Regions from separate parts of the Homo sapiens genome. Here regions 1 and 2 are each linked to region 3. Evidence: chromatin contacts called from ENCODE Hi-C or POLR2A ChIA-PET data. All regions are on one chromosome and are shown on one strand. Each heading gives the region's core, a stretch centred on a gene start or an enhancer-like site at or near the end of the contact. The rest is flanking DNA. Distances are from core to core; before and after follow the strand shown.

What was found. A loop is a pair of places that touch in the nucleus more often than their neighbours do. ChIA-PET counts read pairs that join two places held with the same protein, here RNA polymerase II (POLR2A). Pooled maps may share reads with other maps.
Region 1: a loop to region 3 is called in a map of aorta, with 2.5 times the contacts of the local background. The contact joins two enhancer-like sites. A Hi-C loop is called at or near these places in 3 of 168 maps with a recorded cell type or tissue (aorta, ascending aorta and heart left ventricle), 1 of 37 single-sample maps with no recorded cell type and 7 of 50 pooled maps. POLR2A ChIA-PET finds 5 or more read pairs at or near these places in 5 of 52 experiments (H1, WTC11, activated T-cell and 1 more).
Region 2: a loop to region 3 is called in a map of naive thymus-derived CD4-positive, alpha-beta T cell, with 2.1 times the contacts of the local background. The contact joins two enhancer-like sites. A Hi-C loop is called at or near these places in 2 of 168 maps with a recorded cell type or tissue (IMR-90 and naive thymus-derived CD4-positive, alpha-beta T cell) and 5 of 50 pooled maps. POLR2A ChIA-PET finds 5 or more read pairs at or near these places in 7 of 52 experiments (Caco-2, MCF 10A, PC-9 and 4 more).

Annotation. Positions count from the first base shown.
Region 1 is chr18:62,937,383-62,941,314 of GRCh38, forward strand. The region is part of intron 10 of PHLPP1 (PH domain and leucine rich repeat protein phosphatase 1); the gene reads left to right. Among named protein-coding and RNA genes, the nearest start is that of PHLPP1, 220 kb to the left of the region's middle. Within about 2 kb of position 2,194, at least 2 of the 41 ENCODE cell types and tissues checked have a DNase peak (open chromatin) inside an H3K27ac peak, as active enhancers do.
Region 2 is chr18:62,782,892-62,786,823 of GRCh38, forward strand. All of the region lies in intron 1 of PHLPP1 (PH domain and leucine rich repeat protein phosphatase 1), which reads left to right. Among named protein-coding and RNA genes, the nearest start is that of PHLPP1, 69 kb to the left of the region's middle. Within about 2 kb of position 2,305, at least 7 of the 41 ENCODE cell types and tissues checked have a DNase peak (open chromatin) inside an H3K27ac peak, as active enhancers do.
Region 3 is chr18:62,868,112-62,871,883 of GRCh38, forward strand. The region is part of intron 4 of PHLPP1 (PH domain and leucine rich repeat protein phosphatase 1); the gene reads left to right. Among named protein-coding and RNA genes, the nearest start is that of PHLPP1, 150 kb to the left of the region's middle. Within about 2 kb of position 1,705, at least 5 of the 41 ENCODE cell types and tissues checked have a DNase peak (open chromatin) inside an H3K27ac peak, as active enhancers do.

The DNA.
Region 1 (3,932 bases), core at 944-3,443, 70 kb after region 3:
CTTGTTTTAAGAATTGAGTTTGAAATGCTGTGCACACGTGGTCTTCACATTACATGCAGGTGCCCTGCTTGACCCTCCAGCTCTTTTAGAAAAAAAGGACCTATGAAAATGTCCCCACAAAAAGGTTTTTATAATTATTTTTCAACATTTGAATTTTGGAGACACATGGTAGAAAACTGTGGACTTGAGACTGATGAAATCCGAGTTTTATTTCTGTCTCTGCCACTAGTTACTATTGAGCCATTGCCAAATAATGTTACTTTCTCAGCTTTGAGTTTTGTCTTTCGTGAAATATGAGAGGTTATATCTCTGGGGTGATGGAAAAATCAAATGAGATAGAAAATAGTGGCCAGGTGCAGTGGCTCACACCTGTAGTCCCAGCACTTTGGGAGGCCTAGGCAGGTGGGTCACTTGAAGTCAGGAGTTCGAGACCAGCCTGGCCAACATGGTGAAACCCTGTCTCTGCTAAAAATACAAAAATTACCTGGGCATGGTGGTGCATGCCTGTAATCCCAGCTACTCAGGAGGCTAAGGTGGGAGAATTGCTTGAACCTGGGAGGCGGAGGTTGCTGTGAGCCAAATGCCACTGCATTCCAGCCTGGGCAACAGAGCAAGACTCTGTCAAAAAAGAAAATAAAAAAGAAGAAGGAAGAAAGGTCTGTGGTGTCTGTGGAATCTACAAAGTACCTTACAAATGAAAAGAAAACAGTCATATGTTACTGCTTTTTCTCTAATTAGAAGAGGATTGCATAGTGAAAAATGTTATATGGATGAAGCATGAAACAGCTGTTGGCACATTAAACCATCTTTTTTATAGTATACTTATTACAAAATTCTGTAAGGAAGAAGCTTGAGGATAGTTATCACATCATACAGAGTTGAGACCTGACTCAGCCCTTTAAGAATTCAGCTTTTTTGCAAGGTTGAAAGCAGAGAGTGGGGTTCTGGAGCCTATTTATTTACTAAAATTGTTAACCATCCTGGAGAAACTTTGCAAAACTAAAGTATTTGTTCGTTCTGGTGGAAGGATGAAATGTAGACTATTAAACCAATTTAAATTGTCTCCTGCTGAAACATTGTGAGGTTTTAGGAAGAATGGCTTAAGTGAATGGGTATTGAATTTAATTTTCCTGATACTATGATAATAAAAAATATTTTTAGTCCAATTGTTTGCTCTTTGACTATTAACCAGCAAGGTGATTAAGTCAGACTTTATGCAGTTCAGATGATGTCCTTTGGAACCACTTCATGTGGTTTCAACTAACTAGTTTCATTTCTTGGAGGTGGATGATGCTGGCAGTTTCCCCCTTAATTTTGCATAAAAGGTATATAGTTCCTTAATTACAGACAACTTTCAAAAAGATGAGAGGATAAATCTTTGAGGAAATCACTTTCTTCCCTTTATTCAGATGCCATGAGGGGTTTTTTAAGTTGCTTGGCAGCTTTCTAGATGAGCATTCACTTGTCTGTTTTTAAAACATTCCCTCTTTTTCTGGCCTAAAAAATATGCAAACATGAATTCACTTTGTTTTATCGCATGTGTTTGTGTGTGTATAACTACATATTTCCTAGAGAATTCTATTTTTGTCTTTTTTCTTTCTTTCTTTCTTTCTTTTTTTTTTTTTGAGCCGGAGTTTCGCTCTTGTTGCCCAGGTTAGAGCACAATGGTGCAGTCTTGGCTCATTGCAACCTCTGCCTCCCGGGTTCAAGTGATTCTGCTGCCTCACCCTCTCGAGTAGCTGGGATTACAGGTGCCTGCCACCACACCCAGCTAATATTTGTATTTTTAGTAGAGGAGGGGGGTTTCACCATGTTGGCCAGGCTGGTCTCGAACTCCTGACCTCAGGTGATCCACCCGCCTCAGCCACCCAAAGTGCTGGGATTACAGGTGTGAGCCACTGCGCCCAGCTGAGAATTCTATTTTAATGAAATTATTTTATATAGTTTCCCAGCCAACACTAGTCCATGATATTTTAGGGCAATAAAATTTATTTCTTACATTGTAATTTATTCTAATGCTACACTAAAGAAATTCTTAACAGGAAATAAGGTGGTCTAAATGGGATCTAAAGAAACAGACTCATAAAAATACTCTAAACAGCGATGGTAAACAACTATGTTGCTGAAACTTGTTTCCTTCCTACTTCAAAACCATTTCAGAAACTGCAGGAGTGACCTTTATTTCCTTCTCTGTAGCACACACGACTATAATTTCCCGTGACTATTTATGGTCTGGATAGCCGTTCTCTAACTTCCTTTTTTTTTTTTTTAATGTCAACGGAATACGTGTTTCTTTAATGGAAAATGTTCTATTTTGGGGAAGCTGCTTTTCCTCAGATAAGTAATGGAGTTGGTGCTTGTGTGTTGAAGGGGTTGTACAAGATTGAAGAGTTTTAAATTAGTGGACTGAGAGCTTGAAGTGACAGTCCTGGTGAGGACTCCTAGTAGCCTTTTTTTTTCTCTCCAAGATTAAAAATAACTGCCTGGTATTCTGTATTCTTTTTAAGGATGATTTTATTCTTTTTTTTTTTAACAGATGGCAGAATAGTCCTGAATTGAATGGTGAAAGTTTCAAACCAAAGTGATTGAAATGAGGGAATAGTGTGGTTCATCAACAGGGTTGATCTGGGGGCCAGGGGGAGGCATGGGAGATTTCACCCTTCTAACTCTTGTAGGCAAGTGCTATGTACTGAGCACTGTCTCTTTCCCACCTGCTGCAGCTGCACAGTTGGACATTCGTCATGAATCAGGAGGGTCATCTCTGACTCTTGAGGGTGACACAGTCCGTCCCTTTGGAGTGATTTGGAACCTGATCACAGCAAGGATTTGTTGCCATTCCCCAGCTTTGCAATGTGCATTTAACTACATTTCACAATCACCGTGGAGGATTTTTTTTTTTTTGGGCAATTTTACTTATCTTAGTTATAAAACCATTCTTTATATTTTATCCACGTTTCTTTTTCTTTCTTTTCTTTTTTTTTTTTTTTTTTTTTTTTTTTTGAGATGGAATCTCGCTCTGTCGCCCAGGCTGGAGTACAGTGGTGCGATCTCCGCTCACTGCAAGCTCTGCCTCCTGGGTTCACGCCATTCTCCTGCCTCAGCCTCCCGAGTAGCTGGGACTGCAGGCGCCCGCCACCACACCCGGCTAATTTTTTGTATGTTTAGTAGAAACAGGGTTTCACCATGTTAGCCAGGATGGTCTCGATCTCCTGACCTTGTGATCCGCCTGCCTCGGCCTCCCAAAGTGCTGGGATTACAGGCGTGAGCCACCACGCCTGGCCTTTATCCTCTTTTCACTCTAGCATCTGAAAAGTGTGGCAGCAATATATTATCTTGTTTGTTTGTTTTAATGTAAAATTTATTTAAGTACAATATAAATACAGAAAAGAGGCCAGATCATAAGTGTAGCCCTTGATGCTTCGTCTCAAAGTGAGCACACTTGTGTAACCAGCACCTGGACTAAGAAACAGAACATTACAATATTTGAAACGTTACACGCCGTCTCCTGGATACTGCCTCCTTTCCCTCCCCACCTAAGAGTTACTGCCATCCTGACTTCTGTTACTACAGAGTAATTTTGCCTGACTTTGAACTTTATATAGTTATGGGATCATGCAGTGGGTCTCCTCTTGTATCTGGCTTCTTCTGGTCATTATGTGTTTGTGAGATTCATCCTGTTGATACATGTTGTTTTAGTTCTTTATTCTCATTGCTACATCATATTATGTTGTTTTAATAGAGAGCAAATTATCTCCTGCACTTGTGAAAGCCAGTAAAATGTGCTTTGGACTTTATACTGAAGAGGACTCAAGTCACTATGTGATTTAGTTGCATTGTGATCTAATACCTGTTTTATTACTATAAGAACCATTTATTTATTATTTATTTATTCACCTAATTTTTATAGAGGCAGGATCTTGCTTTGTTGCCCA
Region 2 (3,932 bases), core at 1,055-3,554, 85 kb before region 3:
TCCAGTGGTCTGTTTTTTGACATCTGTTTGTGCTGTAGTAAAATTAATTTATTTACTTTTATAATGTTTTAAACACTTAGCCATAGTTTGGGTTGCTTCCAGCTCTCATAAGTAAATCACTTTGATGAGAGTTTATGAGAATCTTTAAATAATTTAGGGACCAATAAAATACTGTTCTTGCCAGAAGATAGAAATGATACCCATCAATGGTACTCATGCTAAAACTTAGTGAGTTAAAAGTATTTGTTTTCAGAGTTTTAAAAAAAAAAAAAAAAGATGAGTCACGTATAGTTACTAGGTCTTGATTCTGCTCCCCACAAGCCTTTCTTTTTTTTTTCTTTTTTTTTTTTTTTTGAGACAGAGTCTTGTTCTGTTGCCCAGGCTGGAGCACAGTGGCGTGATCTTGGCTCACTGCAAGCTCTGCCTCCTGGGTTCACGCCATTCACCTGCCTCAGCCTCCTGAGTAGCTGGGACTACAGGTGCCCGCCACCATGTCTAGCTAACTTTTTTGTATTTTCAGTAGAGACGGGGTTTCACCATGTTAGCCAGGATGGTGCCGATCTCCTGACCTCGTGATCTGCCCGCCTTGGCCTCCCAAAGTGCTGGGATTACAGGCGTGAGCCACCACACCCAGCCCACAAGCCTTTCAATAAATGCTATATTGTAATGGTTATTGTAACAAGAAGCTATTGTGCAGCACTCATGAAATGAGTATCTTTTCTGATCCATGAATAGCACTATTAAGGGGACACCTGAAGCCTTGAAGAAAAGCTTTTCTTTTGCCCTTTTTTCTTGATGCATTTTTTTTTTTTCTCTTAGAATAGCTACCAGTTTATGTTTGGAATACAGCCTAATAACTTGTGCCTTAACCTAATTAAATCATGTTTCTTATGGGGTGAAATGATTGACTGTAGGCACAACAGTCCACATAATGGAAGTAAAAAAGCAATACGGAATTTATAGTTGACTTTTAGAGAACTTATACTTCTCACAATTTTGGTCTGGTCTCTCATTCAAGAAAGGGCCTGAGAATGAGAAGAAAGATGGCCACAGCAAGAAAGGGCCTAGTGTCTGCCACCTGGCTAGGCAGAGCTGAAGCTGCTGGCTACAGCTCAGAGCACTTGTAACTCCAGACCCAGGCTCATGGCCTCCAAGGTTGTGCATTTTTAAGATTCAAGACGATGGGGAGTATTTTGAAGTTATTCTCATTCTCTGATTGTACTTTCCTCCTCCTAGACTTCACATGGGGCAGACAGTGGGGTATGTCTAAAGCAGTGGTTCTCATGAGCATTTGGCAACATCTGGAGACTTTTTCATTGTCACAAATAGAGGGATTACTTTGACATTTGTCATTGGACAGTGAAACATCCTACAATACACAGGATAGCCTCTCAGGAAAGAATTATCTGGCCCCAAATGTCAATAGTGAGAGTAAAAGAGGAATGTAAAGTTTCTACTATAATAGTTTCATCCCAAAGGCTAATAGAAAGAAAGCAGGGACAGAATTCTTATTTTAGGCTTGAGGAGGGTAATAGAAGTTGGTGTACTATAACTCATGGTAGGTTTTGTAGCCATACCCATAAGCTGTCATCTTCAGAAGGAAGAGAAGTTTAAGGGCTAAGTTTGTTCCAGTGAAGGCCAACTTGCAGTTAAGTGAGTGGTGCAAAATCAGAAACTGCTAAAGCCACACATTTGTCTGTGTGCTGAAGAAATGGGAGAATTATCACTAATAAAACCTCATGTTGTTTGCAGATATATAACCTGCTTCAGTACGTGTTAACGTTTTGGACTATTTGGTCATTTCATTTAGTCCTAATTGAACTTTTTGAGAGTGAATTGGAACAGAGCACAAGCTAGTTTCACTGACACTTAAATCAACAGAAGATTATGGGGATCCTTTTTTGAATTCAGTAATTGTGGTTTCCTTTTTGACGTAGTTGCCGTAATTGAGAAATTGAAGCATGGTCTGTTCAGGGCAAAATGAGTCATAAAATCAGAAGATATATAGATATTTGTGGAAAAAAAGATTAATATAGCATAAATGCTAGAGGAGGGGAGAATAATTTGAAAAACTCCTTATTTATAACGAAGGCAATTAAATCATAGCTCCAAAATTAGGTTGTTATAAAACATAGAAAACCAGATAATTGGTATGTTTTTCTGTTTGACTCTCAATTTTAAAGGACTGTAATTGATGTATTGTTTATATTGTTCACTAAATACAGTGTTTGGCTGATAGGGAGGGAATAGAGAATGCATGTGATCACTCAGAGATATTCAGTGCTTCTCCCCCAAAACAATTATAGTGCCGTGGCTGCCAACAGTGATGTCACAGTCAGTAGATAAAGAGCCATTTAAGACTCTCTGTATCATCCTCAGAAGGACAGGGAGAATTTATGTAACATCTGAAGCAGTGTTAAGATTCCTGCTGTGTTCATCATTCAGGAAAGGAGAGAGTACTGTTTATAGAGGGAGAAGCGGTTGCTCTGTTTGTTAGAGCAAAAACAAATTCAAAGCAGTACCTTGGGACTGAAATAGAGAAATAAGGCTGGTTTCTCTACCTTTGTGCTGTGGCTATTAGAGATGGTGTTGGGCAAGATTGATCTACCTAGATTGTAAATTTTAGTACTGTTTATAGATTAGTAACATCCTTCTGGGGAGAAGAAAATGGCATTAATATAGACTTAAATTGTTTGTGGAAAAAAAGTTTCCTTACAGGCAAGAAAAGCGTAACATGAAAGTAGTTTTCCTAATGCCAAAGGCTTTCTCCGCTGCCCACTGTGCTGTTTTGCCAAAATTTTGGCATTGTTCTTTTCTCGGGTCATTACCGTTCATGCTGGATTTGGGGCCTAAGTAAAAAAGGAATATGCTGTCGGTTTAATTTTGGAGGTGAGGAAACCATGCCATCGTTTGGTATGGCAGGAGTGGGCCATGCAGGGGGAAGAGTGGTAAGCTGAACTGAATTGTATTTGAATATTTTCAGTCCATAGCCAAGTGCCTGACCTGCAACAAGTGCTTAATCAATAACTGTAATAATCATAGGTAGATACACATAGGGAGATGACTACTTCCTAAATATATCTCTTATCACCCTCTTTGACTTTCTATCCCTGCCTTAACTCAAGATTGTCATTAATTTCTTGTAGTCAGTTTAACCAGTGATAGCCTCTAGTGTGGTCCCTCAGTTTCTAGTCCCTTCTGCACACTGATGCCAGAGCATCTTCCTAAAAGAGAGACATTACATTTCTTAATATAGGCGTCTGTGGCTAATGCTCACAGGTAAAAGTCAGTTTTTAAAGTGTTCCTTGCAGTGTAAGGAGTAATAGGCATTTTAAAAGATAAACATCTTTATTCTATGTCTACAAGCCCTCTCCAGCAGACGGATGAGTCTGATGCTTCCCATATCTTGAACTTTATGAATGGAACCATCAAGTTGGTTATCATTTATTATTATCACCATCTTGTTGTAGTATCACCATTTTGTTGTTGTTATTGTTGTTTTGTTTTGTGATCCTTAACTATCATTATTACTTTTGGTTGAGAGTTAAGTCCATGGAATCAGACTGTCTTGGCTGTTTTATTTCCTAGCTCTGTGACCTTGGGTAAGTTACTAATCTCGCTGCCTTATTTTCAAAGTTACTGTTCCCATTGTCTTTGCTTTTTGCAACAAACTTTTCATTTAAACATCTGATTTTCTTGATCAATATTAAGGAGAAAAAGTCATCTGCAATTTAAGAATGCTGTTTACAAAGCAAATGAATAAAAAATCATTGACTTTTTTTGTATCTACACTTAAAGGCTGTCCTAAGCTCTTGCTTTTAATAGTAGCTACACTTAGTAGAATGATTTTGGTAAAAGGTTCACAGTCTGCTCTGTGAACTGCCTCTTCTAAAAGCTACCAGTTGTGCCAAAGAAGTAATGACATTTGTCTT
Region 3 (3,772 bases), core at 455-2,954:
ATGTGGATTTTTATTTAACTTCCCTGTTTTCAGAACAGTGTTTTCTGTTATGCTTGATAACTTTTTTCTTTTCAATTTATGAGAGATATTTTGACACTTAAGTAATTACAAAGAATTAAACAATACTACAGATTATACCGTCATCCTTTGACAATCATGTCTTATTCATTTTAACTTCCATAAGCCAGTTTCTATAGCATTGCATGTGTACCAAATCAATAAGGGATAACTTCAGACTATTTTAGATGAAAATTGTATCTTGCCTGTAACTTTGGGAGGCTAAGGTGGGTGGATGATTTGAGGTCATGTTGGCCAGCCTGGCCAACATGGTGAAACCCGTCTCTACTAAAAATACAAAAAAATAGCTAGGCGTCATGGCGCACACCTATAATCCCAGCTCCTCAGGAGGCTAAGGCAAGAGAATCGCTTGAACCTGGGAGGCAGAGGTTGCAGTGAGCTGAAATGGCGCCACTGCACTCCAGCCTGAGTGACTGAGCGAGACTCTGTCTCAAAAAAAAAAAAAAAAAAAGTTGTATCTTAAAATTGTATATGTAAACATTAACATTAAATGTACAAATTTAGTTAATACTTTGTTTTCAGTGACATTTATTTTCTCTAATTTCCCAAACCTATCATTGATCAGAAAAATAATTGCAAAGAACACATGTCTGATAAGACAGTATTACTGAGCCATGTGGTATGAAAGGAGATAAAGGAGTCTTTGATGCTACCCAGATGGACTTCTGGAATTATCTTTTTAGAGATCATATGTTCAATAATCAGCATCTCAGAAAATGAGTATATTACACTGAGACTGAAATATTTTGAATATAAAAGTAAACCAAGTCACTGGACATGAGCCATCTTTCAGCTGTTGTTTAAAATCTCAAGATGAAGAAGAATCATTGAGAATACTCAAGCTGTATGTATAACTAAATAAGAAATTAACTCAGTGGTTTTCATTCTCTTATTGCTCTATAGTTTGACAAACTATTCTCTCTTTTCCAAATTACCTCCCTGATGCTTTGACAGACTATTCTCTTTCTTCCAAATTACCTCCCTGGGTCAAATGAAGGGCCGAAGAAAGCAGTTTCCCTGTTTGTCATGCTGTGATGTAGTATGCCTGATGTCTTTGAATCAGGGACTCTGGTTCGTTTTCTTCCAGGGAATAAACTGTCCTCTGCTGGAATTGGGGAGAGGATCTGGGGTCTTACTCCTCCTTCTGTAACCTTTTGAAAATTTGTAGAAGTATAAAAAAACATAGAAAAGGCAGATATGAGTGTATAACTTGATGGATTTCCACAAAGTGAACACATCCATGTAACCAGTACACATATGAGGAAGAGAATATTGCCAGCACTCCAGAAGCTGTCCTTGTACCCTTCTCTTTATTACCCTAAACATCATCACTATCCTGACTTAGAACATCATGAAGTAGTTTCACTTGTCTTTGTACTTGATCTAAATGGAGCACACAATATGTGTTTGAGTCCAGCTTCTTTCACTGACTTTTCTTTTAAAAAAGCAAAACAAAGCATACCAAGTGACATATTATCAGCTTGTACTTTGTACTGTGTAATATAAGGCAGTGATTTTGATTTGTTTAAGGTAGAGAATTTTAAAATTTTACACTGCAATAAAAGATTTCTGTTTTGTTCTTTCTGTTGCTTTAAGCATGGGGAAGATAGGCCTAGGGGACTTCCTATGTGGTATCGGAGTAACTGGTGAAGCTGCTGTTTTGCTGCTCTTTGTAAAAAACTAGGCTTTATACCAGTTTCTCTTTCTTTTTATTTTAAGACGGGCTCTTGCTCTGTCGCCCAGGCTGGAGTGCAGTGGCACGATCTCGCCTCGGCTTACTGCAACCTCTGCCTCCCAGGTTCAAGCGATTCTTCTGCCTCAGCCTCCCGAATGGATGGGACTACAGGTGCGCGCCAACACGCCTGGCTAATTTTTGTATTTTTAGTAGAGACGGAGGGGGGTCTCACCATATTGGCCAGGCTGGTCTCGAACTCCTGACCTTGTGATCTGCCAGCCTCGGTCTCCCACAATGCTGGAATTACAGGTGTGAGCCACTGTGCCCGGCCACCAGTTTCTCTTTCATTACACACTACTATGAGGTGTTTGTCTCCCACTTCCATTGTCCAAGAAAAATTTTTATTGCTAAGATTCCAGAGTAATAAGTTGATAAGTACACACATGCATATATACCCCCCTCTTATATACATATATTTAATACCAGGAATTAAATGTATAATGTGTATTTAAGAAAGTCATGTTAGTACTGCAGAAAGCATTAACGTGGTTTTTAAATGTCCAGTCACTTAGTGTGGTGGCTTCGAAATATGCCATATATTTAGTTGCTTATTTTTATTTGTGTGTTTAGGAATTTGTGGTAATCTCTAATGTATGTTTCACAGGGAACATTTTAGATGCCAAAGGGTAATTTATTTTTACGTTTTTACCTAAGTTTCAAGGAATTAAGTTTTAGGTTACAATGTTAGGACAAATAACCAGGGAGAAACTTAAAGTACAATATAATTATAACAGGTAGGAGTTCAGAGACATTTTATCTTAAGCACATATCCCCTTAATTTTTCTTTCTACTACAAATTTTTACCTTTAACAAATGAGCTATTTTCACAGAACATTTAAATTGGTATTTGCACCAACATTCTAAATCTGGAAAGATGGCATGCTGATGTACACACACAGGTCAGCAGTTTCAGAGGGAAAACATTGTTCTTGGAACTAGTGCTGTTTGTTTTTCCTTTATTGGCATTGGAACTCTTCAAGTTAGTTTTCAAAATATAGAGGAGAGGCAAACATCAGGGTAATTTTTGGTGGTGTTGATGGTTTCTTTCCTTATTATATGTGTCACTAATAACTATAATACATTGTTTATCTCTTTTATTAATAGTGCTTCATTTATGTTAACTATATCTCTAGATGACTCAGATAGTCTTAATACTAAGATTATTGTTATTTGCAATAGAGAATGATTTTTCATAAAATATGGTAAGTTTCTTTGTAGAGTCAGTGAAGAAGACAACTTTTTGCTGATTTAAATTTAAGGAATATATTTTTTCCCCCATGTCTTAATTTTATGTTTTTAATATGATAGCAAAGCTGTATGAACTTATTCACACTAAATTATAATGGTGTTTGAACATTTTACTGCCCTGGTAAATTCAAATTTAGCTCTGTTTATTTTTGTTTTTGTTTTTGTTTTTTTTGAGATGGAATTTCACTCTTGTCACCCAGGCTGGAGTGCAGTGGTGCAATCTCGGCTCACTGCAACCTCTGCCTCCTGGGTTCAAGCAATTCTCCTGCCTCAGCCTCCCAAGTAACTGGGATTACAGGCGTGCACCACCACACCCGGGCTAATTTTTGTATTATTGTAGAGACGGAGTTTCACCATGTCGGCCAGTCTGGTCACCAACTCCTGACCTCAGGTGATCTGACTGCCTCGGCCTCCGAAAGTGCTGGGATTACAGGCGTGAGTCACCACGCCTGGCCAAATTTAGCTCTGAAAATTTTTTTTTTTTTTTTTTTTTTTACAGTCTTGGTCTGTCCCCCAGGCTGGAGTACAGTGGCGTGATCTCAGCTCACTGCAGCCTCCATCTCCCAGACTTAGGCGATTCTCCTGCCTCAGCCTCCTGAGTAGCTGGGATTACAGGCACGCGCCACCACGCCCAGCAAATTTTTGTATTTTTAGTAGAGATGGGGTTTCACCATGTTGGCCAGGCTGGTCTTGAATTCCTCACCTCAAGTG